Regions from separate parts of the Mus musculus genome. Here region 2 is linked to region 1. The links are chromatin contacts, found by Hi-C or POLR2A ChIA-PET in ENCODE. All regions are on one chromosome and are shown on one strand. The core of a region is the stretch at or near the end of the contact, and the rest is flanking DNA. Distances in the headings are between cores, read along the strand shown.

The links. A loop is a pair of places that touch in the nucleus more often than their neighbours do. ChIA-PET counts read pairs that join two places held with the same protein, here RNA polymerase II (POLR2A).
Region 2: POLR2A ChIA-PET joins it to region 1 with 39 read pairs in Patski. The contact joins the enhancer-like site here to the promoter of Rpa1 in region 1. A Hi-C loop is called at or near these places in 1 of 37 maps with a recorded cell type or tissue (T-helper 2 cell). POLR2A ChIA-PET finds 5 or more read pairs at or near these places in 1 of 5 experiments (Patski).

The regions. Positions count from the first base shown.
Region 1 is chr11:75,345,585-75,351,163 of GRCm38, reverse strand. Rpa1 (replication protein A1) reads left to right here and starts at 2,781. Exons shown (of 17, transcript NM_026653.2): 1 at 2,781-2,938. The coding sequence starts at 2,906. Smyd4 (SET and MYND domain containing 4) reads right to left here and starts at 2,731. Exons shown (of 11, transcript NM_001102611.1): 1 at 2,413-2,731; 2 at 1,350-1,495. The coding sequence starts at 1,483.
Region 2 is chr11:75,396,380-75,401,958 of GRCm38, reverse strand. It overlaps Smyd4 (SET and MYND domain containing 4), which reads right to left. Exons shown (of 11, transcript NM_001102611.1): 6 at 2,176-2,358; 7 at 1,514-1,677. Among named protein-coding and RNA genes, the nearest start is that of Serpinf1, 23 kb to the left of the region's middle. Within about 2 kb of position 2,187, at least 2 of the 3 ENCODE cell types and tissues checked have a DNase peak (open chromatin) inside an H3K27ac peak, as active enhancers do.

The DNA of each region.
Region 1 (5,579 bases), core at 1,532-4,031:
ATATAATCAGCTCACATCACACTCAAGCCTCTGCCAACGAGTTTTCTACTTCTGTTCAACAAACTACCCAAGCTGAGCAGCTCCAAACAACAGCCAGTTATGATCCTCACAGTCCGGTGGGTCAGAAGCCTAAGCGGGCGTGGCTACCTCGCTGCTATTGCCTGACCCTGCTCGGTGCATCCACATTCACATCCTTTCCTGGTGAGTGTGGTTCTTTGACTGGTTTTGTTCCAATTTTTAGTATATGTGCTGCTGAAACAATCTTTTTGCCTCTGCCTCCAGACTGCAGGGATTAATGTTCTTGACTGCCACAGAGCACTAATATTTACTGAACATGTGATCATGTGGTGCTCAGCACTCTTGCACCCAAGGCTCGGGGAACATGGAGGAAGAGGGGGTGGAAAGATTCCAAGAACCAGAGGAAGAAGAAAGTCAGAGGTGAGACTGCATCTCCTAGAAATGTCAGGGACATTTCTAGACCTCTGAAGTCTCAAGAACAAGGCCTGAAAGTCTTATTTATATAGGTTAACCTGAAAGGGGAAAAAATTCTTACAGGGGTCCAACGTTAGACAAAGAACTCTAAGCAACTAAGGAATGTTGGGGGGGGGGTAGTCTTCCCCAGGGAACACTCCTCTACCCTTCAAGCCCCACCCAAGCTGGTTATCCAAAACAAACTGGTCAGTCCTGAAGCCATATACGCACAAGTAACATCATATGGATGGGCAGATTGCATTTAGGAATACACACATACACACACACAACTTAAAAAGAGAGGCCATGAATTTAAGAGAGAGCAAAGCAAAGTGGGAAGGGGTACATGGGAAGGTTGGAGGCAGGAAGTAGGGAAATGATGTAATTATATTTTAATTTCAGATAATTAAAAATTAAAAAATAAGATTTGCTGAGTAAATGAGACTTCTACCTATGTATACATTTACTAGGTTGTGATATAAAATGTCTATCTCACCAGTGAATGCAGTCCATAGAATTTGAAAATTTCTGGGTCTCAACTAAACAATTGCTAGGGTTCTTTCTCACTATTAGTACTGAATGAGCTTCTATGGGCAGCTACACAACCTGCACCATATCCTTTGAGTGACAGCACTGGGACGACAGCAAGATACTAAATTACTTAAGTATAACACATACCAAAAGAGGAAAGCAGTTATGCCTACCCATTCTATAATCACAGACTAGGGAGAAACGTGAAAACCAACAGTAACTGCTAAATGCCCCATACTATAAAAAATATAAAGCTACTCTCTCCTATAAAAAAGAGATATTCAGACCAAATGACAAGGCAGAACATTTTCCAGACCAAAATTTCCCTGAAGTTTCCATTCACTTACTGAAGAAGGGAAGAAGAAGGAAGGAAGATGTCGCTCAAAGTCTCTGCTGTAGAAATTGTGTCCTGCACAGACTTCGGGAGTGAAGCCCACTTCTTAAGTAGGTAGGACTTCCATTCATCCACCGGTAGATCCATGCTGCCGCAGCTCTGTAAAGTCAGAACATGAAGATTCAGCTTTCTATTAATGCATAGTTCTAGAAAATCGAGATTTCATCCTACCAAGTGACACGCAACCAAAATCATTTCTTCTGGGGTTTTCTATAGCTGTTGATATGCTGAAGGAGAGTTAATCTGTGGTGTGGTACCAATTCACCCAGACATATTCTTTGGAACTGTTTGAGAAACTATAGTAGGTTGTGGTTGTACAAACAGAGATCAAAATACCAGTAGATGGCTACTATTCCAGTCTTTCTAGACCTGTTTACCTTAGTTGCCCAAAGTTTTCCAGACTTCTTACTCCAGCAACTATGAAGTTAAATATTTTCATTTCTTAGACGGCTCAGTTTTCTGTTTTGATCTCCAGGTCTTTCTTTCAGTTCATATAGCCTCTCTCCCTTTTTATTTTTATTACTTTTTTTTTTTGAGACCGGATCTTATGTTAGCCTGGCTGGCTTCGAACTCAGAGATCTGCCTGCTTTTACCTCGAATGCCACCACGCCTGGGTCCCAAATTTTGATTTTTCAGGGTCTCATTTAGTTCAGGTTGACCTCGAACTCAACGGTGTTAAGGGTGACCTTGAACTTTTGCTGCTTCTACATCCCAAAGGCTGGGATTACAAACAGATCAGAGCCAGCCAGCACGCCAGGCTCTCCAATACTTTTGCATAGGCCATTTGGGCTTTTAGGAACATCACTATCCTCACTGGAATCCACCTGACAAATTTCTACACACACTTTAACTCAGTTCAAACCGCATCGCCTCTCGAAAGCCTGATTGATTTTTGACCCCCACTCTGGAGCTCCACATGTGTGGCCCATATCGCGTCTACCATCCTTGAGGCTGGGTTCCTTGCGGCCACAACTCTCAGGTGGAACTCAAGAGGGCGGAGACTGAGTCTGATTTACCTTGTTTATCCCACAGTGCCAAGCTCTGGGCCTGGCACCGGCGCCGGGCACGCACTGCGTGAAGAAGTACCCAGGTCACTGCTTTGACTATATTTAGCAGCAGTTACCAGGGGAGAGCTCCGACTGTTCCCTGGGTTGCCATTCTGTCTGTCCGCCAAAGGACTGGGCGGGCAAAGTTCCGACAGCTGGCGGGGGAACAACTCAGTAGCACCGCGCTGACACAGGCGCACTGCGACCCAGCGCCCCGCCCTCACGTCCCGCCATCCCGCCACTAGGCCTCGAACCCGGCCTCGGAAGAGTCACGTGCTCTGCCTGCCGCGCGGTAGCCAATGCGGTGGCTATCGGCGTCTAGGCCCGCCCCTCGCACCGCGCTCACGCTGGGGGCGGATCGGCACGCACAGTTGCTCTAGCCAATCGTTGAGCAGCCCGCGGGACCCCGGCAGAGAAGCTCAGGCGGTGCAAGAGCGCGAGCGCGGGAGTTAGCGGTGCAGCCATGGTGGGACACCTGAGCGAGGGGGCCATCGAGGTAAGGAGACGACCCTGAGCGGGCTCGATGGCCCTAGCAGCGCGGCCTTGGAGCGGTGCAAAGAGGACCCGGGGAGGGAGCCGCTGTCGATCGGGAGAGCGTCAGGGAGGAAATTATACGGCCGCGGGGGAGCATCCCGGGGTCTCTAAGACCATCAGAGGATGCTGGAGGCAACCCGGTACTGGCAGAAGAACTCACGAGTTTTTTTAGTTTGTTTACATCTAAGAAAACAAGACAAATAAACATGCCGCTGTCTATCTTCGGCGGCCTCTGTTTCCTCCCTTTCTCCATCACCCCAAACTTTTTGGACTTGTTTTCGGCTGTTTTACTTCTTTTACATCCTCCTAACTCATTATTGCTACTAGACATCTCTCTGGTCACGAGAGAGAAAACGCTGACCGAAGTCACCAGTGGCTTCCCAGTAGCCAAATCAGAAGACATTTTAAAATTTTTCAGCCGACCTAATTGTTTGAGCTTGTTGGCTTCTTTCTGCTAACACTCCTCTCTTGCTAGTGTTCTGTGTTTCATGTTGACAACTTTTTCCTTATTTTACCGGCAAACCCCATAGATTTTTTTGTCGAGCCAAGGCCCTCTGCAGACTAGTTTATAGCCCTTCACCTGCATGTTATTAATTCTTTCCTGCTGAGCTTCCTTCGATCTGCCCTCTATCTTCAAAGTCATTTTCAATTGAACATATATCAGAGCAAATCCTTTATGTCCCTCTAAGTCTGAATTTTAAAAAAGAGTGTGTGTGCGCGTGCGCCAGTGTGTAGTATGTACACATATGTATGACATCTTGGGGATGGCGAATGTGCGTCGGATGCCAGAGGACAACTCTGGGACGTTGTTTCTCTTCCCACTCCGCTGTGGATTCTGTGGATTGAGCTCAGGTAGCTGGGCTTACACAGCAGGCACCTCTACCACAGAGCATCCTTTTGCCCGACTCTGGACACCTAGTCCATCACCAGTTGAAGTATATTTTAACTCCACACTTAACTTTTCCATCCCCACTGGAATAGTCTTTTTTTTTTTTAAAGATTTATTTATTGATTATATGTAAGTACACTGTAGCTGTCTTCATACACTCCAGAAGAGGGAGTCAGATCTTGTTACGGATGGTTGTGAGCCACCATGTGGTTGCTGGGATTTGAACTCCTGACCTTCGGAAGAGCAGTCGGGTGCTCTTACCCACTGAGCCATCTCACCAGCCCTGGAATAGTCTTTTGTTGGCTGAACTAGTCAATTTCAGTCAGCACACTCTTCTCACAGTCTCCTTGCCAGGCCTTGTTTGTTTTTTTCTTTTTAAATATATTTTTGCTCTAGAGGCCATTGATAGTTCCAGTTTCTTTTGCTACCACAGTGTTCCTGTTCAGCTCAGTTGTTACTGAGTTGGTTGGCAAAGTAACTAGCCCAAATCCATGCATTTGGAGACTCCAACTCCTTTTTGTTCACTTATGTATGGCTTTGGGCAACATTCCAAACTCTTTCCCTTGTTTGTAAAAATGAGGCTGAAGCCGAGCAAGGGGCTAGTTGGAGGACTGAGTTTCTAGATTTAGTGTTTAGCTTCTGCTAGTACAGCTAGCAATCATCACAGGTGTACATGTTTATTTGGTAAATATTAGCTACTTTGTATTTCATTCAGGAGATTGTAGAGACTGTAGCCTGCAGCTACTTTCAGTCCCCCTTTAGGGTGATATCCCAGTATCTGGCAAGTTTTAGTCCCTAGATAATGTTTGCTAGTTGTGTGAATGACTAAAATCATGAAAAGCCTGGGACAGACATCTAAGCAGCTTAGAAGAAAAGAAGAGGGGAAACAGTTGTCAGAATGGAGGTATTTGAATACGTTAGGGCTGTAGAAATGTTGAACTGGAATGTGAAGCTTGGATTGTTCTGAATTTTAAGAGGCTGCCACCTTGGACCCTTAAGGCAATTGCAAATAATTCTTTACTTTTATAACGAACGTTTATAAGGTTGTTTGAATAATTTGCTGAGTTTTCTTTAAATAAAAATATTTTAGAAAGCTATTTCCAATATTGAAGTATTACTTAGACTTCATTCATAGATAAATTTGCAGTTTTTTTTCTTTCTTTACATGTTTTGTTCATAAATAAAATAGTGTTTTGTTTTAAAGACTATCCCTACTATCCTAGAACTTGCTATGTAGACCAGGCCGGCCTTGAACTCAAGCCCACGTACTGGGGCTAAAGATGTTCCACCATGCCAGGATCCGTAGTGTTGTGTTTTGTTTTGTTTGTGTTGATGGTGATGGAGTGTAGAGACCATTGGTTGCCTGATGATTAGCGAACAAAAGTGTCAGCACAAAAGCTTCAGGCCCCAGTGGTTAAGCAAACAGTGGAAAATGGAAGCACTAGGGCCCAAAGTTATAAAATGTAACTGTAGTGATAAGTAGAAGTACAAGGCTCTATTTACTCAGACCAGGCTGGCCTCCAACTCAGAGATCCACCTGCCTCTGCCTCCCAAGTGCTGGGATTAAAGGCATGCACCACCACCCAGCTTCTAGTATACATTAAAAGACTCATTTACTTATGTATTTTATGCATATGGATGTTTTGTCTACATGTAACCTGCATGCCTGAAGAGGGTGTTAGATTGCGTTGATATAGACAGTTGTGAGCCACCA
Region 2 (5,579 bases), core at 938-3,437, 51 kb before region 1:
GAAAGAAGCAGCTAATCCCACTCTGAGGTTTAATTTTTGAACAGAATTGATAAGCGTTTGTAATCCTTTTCACCTTAGCAGCCCCTCTCATCTCCTTTTGGGACCAGGACTTTAGATGATAAACACACGTATAATGGCTATTTTAAAACGCCATAGGAAAACCAATATAGAAAGCTGGATGGGTGGTGGTAGTGTACAGCAGCACTCTGGAGGCAGAGGCAGGCAGATCTCAGTGAATTTGAGGGTAGCCTGGTCTACAGAGTGAGTTCCAGGACAGCCAGGGCTACACAGAGAAACCCTGTCTCAAAAACAGACAAATAAACAAACACAGAACTCTGGATGTGGTGACACATTGCAGTAAAGTGGCACTTGGAAACTAAAGGCAGTAGGATGGCAATTCTGAGGCCAGTCAGCTTTAGAATAAATTCTAGATCAACCCTGCAGGAAGAGAGGAAGAAGCAGAAGAGAGATATGGCTCAAAGGATAATCATCTTACTAGGAATCTATCAGGGAAAGCCAGGTATAGGCCTGTAAATATCACTGCATTTGAGAAGCTGGGACACGAGGATCTCAAGTTTGAGGCCAGCCTGGGCTCTGAAGTGAACTCTAGGTTATCTGGGGATACAGAGTAGAAGGAAGACTGTCTCAAGAGTGAGCAGGATCGAGGGAGCACTAATGCACAGGGCGCTTAGGCCCAGCATGGTGGCACACCTGGGAGAGGTAGCAGAGGGCAGGAGCCAAGGCTACACAGAGAGACGCTGCCTAAAACACAAAACAAAACAAAACATGCTGGGGAAGGCTTCATTCTTGACCCTTGGCTTTACAATTTTCAACACAGCCAATTCCATTTACTTATTTCTAATGAGAATGCCATGCTCTGGTGTGGAGACCATTTTGCATTGGGGCATGAATGTTGAAGACTCCAGTGTCTACACCATTACCTGGCAGTAGCACCCAAGGGTCTGCTCTCATGCTCTCCACTGTGGCTCTTCCCTCTGGGTCAAAGGCTGAGGGAAAACTATGTGGGTCGGATTTTCCCACAGTTACTACAGAGTGTGTCTGATGAGGCCAGCACAGAGAGATGGAATTGAACAGACAGAAAATCCACAATCTGGGTCCCCAGATTAAACCATCTCTGAAATAGCTCCTTGGAATGGTGATCTCTTAGATGGGGTGTCACTTGAGACTGGCCTCCGACTTGAGATCCTTCTTCCTCAGCCTCCTGAGTGCTAGGGTTACCAGTACCCAAGTGCTAGGCCTGATGCACAACTTTTGATGACTTATTTGAGCAAGTAAATTTCTAGGGCTTTTTTTTTTTTTTTTTTTTTGGTCCCTTTGTGTAATTTAAGATTTTGTGTCACTTATAGGGAAAATATTAGGAAATACAACCTGTGTTTTCTGCAGGACCGGGCGACATGTAGGGAGGAGTTACAAGAAGGGAAGCAGGAATGGTTCTCCTGGCGACTGACAACCTTTAGCTGGAGCCCTGCCCCTGGGAACAGCAGAGATTTACCTGCATGAGCGCTCTGCAAGTCTTACAACAGAAGGCTTCCCATCTGGGAGCTGCAGCTGCTCTCAGTGTCTCAGCGTGACAGGCCCCACAGCGGCAGTCAAAGAAGTACTGAGAACTCAGCCTCTGCTGCCTCTCAGCAACGCCCATCCGGCTCTCGTGAGGCCCTGGAGAGAGATTACCCACAGTTCCTAGTCACACCAAGAGAGTCAATGCCTACTCTACCGAGGGGCTGGCCTAGTCATCACGTGACTGGCATGGTGGTGCTGGGTTGGGGTCCTGGCTCAGTGATAGACACTAGCCTAGCCTATATGAGGTTGGGTACTCTGCCCTATCATCTCAGAAAAAACAACAAAACACGGGTGAAAGTGGATACGTTTCCAAGCTGCTGGGGCAGGAAGAAAGAAGCCAAGAAAGTGCTCCTCGCTCATTTTCAGGATAGGCTGTCTACAAGGCATGGAGGGATATGGCTCACTGCCCTCAACGGGCTTTTTTATTACAGCCAGAAGACCTTTTTTATTGGCCCAAGGATGCATTGCCCTTTCCAGGAAAGACTCAGAGGATGAGTAGAGGCACTGGGCCCATATCTGCTGATTCCTGTCCCCTTATCCTTTTCATGTGAGGTGTGAGGCACAGCAGGGTAGTGGAAAGAAAGGCTGGCTCACCATAGCAGTGCAGAATCTCCTGTCCTTTTGCGATCCTCTGTGCTGCCCGGACGGTGGCGACAGTGCCAGTGAAGGACACACTGGTGTTGGGCCTGCAGGAGTGGTTCAGGAGGCTGACAACAGGGAAGATGCCTGTGGCAAGGCGTATCTGCCTGCTGTTGGTAATGATGCTCTCGTTAGACCCTGGAAGTGCAAGAACAGAAGGAAATGTGCGTCAGGACATTTGTCCCGTCCTTGTCATCTATTCCCCAGAAGATGAACTGAGCAGCTGGGCCTGAAGCCCATCTGAGTCATGGCTCTGCAGCCGGATCCGACAGAAATCAGATGGAACATGACTCATCGCAAACTCTGGTCCCCAGGAAGCAAAGTGAATGAGCACACACCGAAGCCTAACCATTATGTCTGTGTGCCACTCAAAACCCCAAGACTAGAATTTATAAAAAAAATAATCAAAAAGGGATTACCAGTGGGGTGCTTTCTAGACAGTTTCATAATACTTGTAGGACGCAGAAGCATAGCACTCCTAAGATTATCTCCCCACGATGTTTGAAGTCTAGGTGCTTTGGTTCAACTGCTCTTTGGTTGGCTACTAGAACGAGCATCCTGTCAGTGTAGCTCAGTTTATTTACTTACGCACCTTAAGTGTGTGCAAAACCCCGCAGCCTTCTTCATCCTACCCTTTGTCTAAAATTTTTGGAAACTGCTCTGCAGTCTCAGGTAAGCAAACCGTCTGTCCATGTTTTATTGAAGGTAGTCACTGCTCTGAAATCTCAGAGAAGCAAACTGTCTGTGCATGTTTTATTGAAGGTAGTCTTATGCCTCAGACAACCTCTTTTGTAGTACAGTCAGCTAGCACGACAACTGCAAGGAAGGAAGAAAGGGGCCTCTAGGCAGTGATGCCGGTCTCTATGAACTTCCATTCACACATATGTGAGTTCCTCATACCATGTGCACGGCTATGCTTAGTTAGGTTAGATTTCTGTTGCTATGGCAAAACTCTATTTTAAAAAAAGCAAAGGAAAGGTATGCTGAGGGATGCATGCTTGTAATTCTAACATTTGAGAGGCTGGGAAGAGAGGCTCAGCCTGGGCCATATAACTGATCTTGGCTTAAACAAAACCAAAAAAACCCCCCAAAAAACAGGCAGCAAAAGATGAGTTGGTTAACAAAAGTTAACAGTGGTCAAGGCGCTGGCAAGTGGACCTGGGAGACATGTAAGACCCAAGCTCTAACAGCCTACCTGCTCTTTAAACAAAATGCTAACTGATTTGGTTATGGAGTTTCTCAGGCCAAAGAAGTTCAGAAGCAGAGATCCTCCACGCGGGGAACACACAGCAGGGTTTTCTGGCAGTGGCAGGATAGTGATAGACCAGAGGAGGCAGAAAACAACTGTGTGAAACACAACAGCCTTGGGGCACACAAAAGGCCATCCCCACTCCAGGTTCATCACACACGCAACATTTCATTTAACTAGAGGCTTCTAACTGCATACCTACGAGGTCTTTGTAATAGACAAACATATGCCAGAAATAGGTATGATACATGTAAGATCGGCTACCTAGAAAGGCTTAAATTATGATCACAGCTTCGGTTTAAGCAGGAGGGAAATAATATTTCCAATAATCTGGGTGAAATGTGCAAAACACTGACTCTTAAAGGCAAACGGTTTTGTAAAAAAGTGGGAAACGATCAGACAACTGTGGTGTCACTGTCCGCGTGCCAGGAATCCTAACTAACCGCTTATCAGAAGTAACTAGTCTGGATACAAATGTAATGAACAAAGGAAACACCACGAACCATCATGTGAAAATGTTCGACAAAGGAAAAAATTAAATATAAGAACTATGTTGTCTCTCTGCAGACAATCCTATTATCTGTTGCTATGGGGGACAGGGACAGGGCATGTAAATACAATTCACAGGGAATCCAAATGACTCAATTTTAGTCAATAATTCTACAAACTGCATTAACATCTTTCATCAGAGCTTCTCTAAGTGCTTAGCTGGTTTGAGTGCCTGTCCGCCCCTCCAAAGCCTACCTTCTGGAACATGTGCTAATGAGCACTGAGAACGGTTAAAGGTAGGCAGCAGGAAGGAGCCGTGCAGGCACCAACAATTTGTCGTCTGAATAATCAGCGTCTGCATAATTAAAAGTTGACTTGCATTCTCAACTACTGATAACTGGCAGGCTCTATTAGAACAGTTGCTAAAATTTTCTCAGAAAAAAATGACTGCAACACAGTGAGTAATGTCAGCTTCGTGAGTTATTTATAGATTCTCCTCCGGCAGAGGAAGGCTCAGGAACTGAGTAGGGTGCTGGTGTCAGAGTTGAATGTCTCTCTAATTATTTCTAAAAAATTGAGTATTGATTTTTAAAAATTACTCAATATTTCGCATTAGTCACCTATTAGTGGATAATAGGAAGAGAGAATATGTATGTACCATATCAGCTGCAGTTAATAGGTGACATTTTGCATATAAAAATGAGTGATTCTTTAGCAAAAGTGTACCTTGGATTGAAGTGTCCCTGGCGCATTTCAAATGGGATTTAAGTAAAAGAAAAACAATAGAAGGACTCATTCGTACTTCCAGGACATAGCTACCTGGTAAGTGCTCTGCAAAATGAGAAGAGTGAATAGTTATCTGGTAATCAAGGGAAAGCCAAGGGCAGTTAGCTAGCTCAGGACCACTTAGAGCCTGAGCAAGGCTTGTTAAGACAGGAATCCTGTTACAACACAGATGTGCCCTTCCCACAGGGACAGAACCACGCACACCTGTACTGTGGCCTGGACACTCATCAGTGGCCAGACCTACTCCCTGAGATGGGAACAGAGAGAGGCTTTTGAGGAACTTTGATTAAAAAGAATTTATGCAAAGATAATAAGATATGTTCTCATAGTTCTTTGTCAAAGTCTATCCTAGTTAACACTGTAATCCTTCTTCTGTGCCATTAATGAAACAGCTGCTAATGAAATTCAATGAGAACACTCAACTGGGAGGTGTTGGAACCCAGGGAAACAATAAAAAGGGATATAACAAGATCAGAACTACGAATAGACTGAAACAGAATCAGATGGTAGGGAAAAAAGGAAGCTAACATTGCTGGTGGCACGTAATTGGTACTGCTCACCTGGAGGGCAAATCTGAGGTATGTATCAAGTGCCTTGAAAATGTTCATATGAAAATATTCTTAGCACTTAGCTTGTTTCTATTATTAAAAAACTAATTAAAATTACAAAAAGAATACATGGTAGTTATGTAAAAATTAGAAACTGAAAATTACAGAGAGGAGGACAGTTATTTAAAATACAATTAGGCAGGGCCAGTGGTTTTGTCATACTGTCTTTGCAGTGGCCCCTTCTAGTTCTATGTATGAAATTATTACTGTTGTTATTATTTGGACAG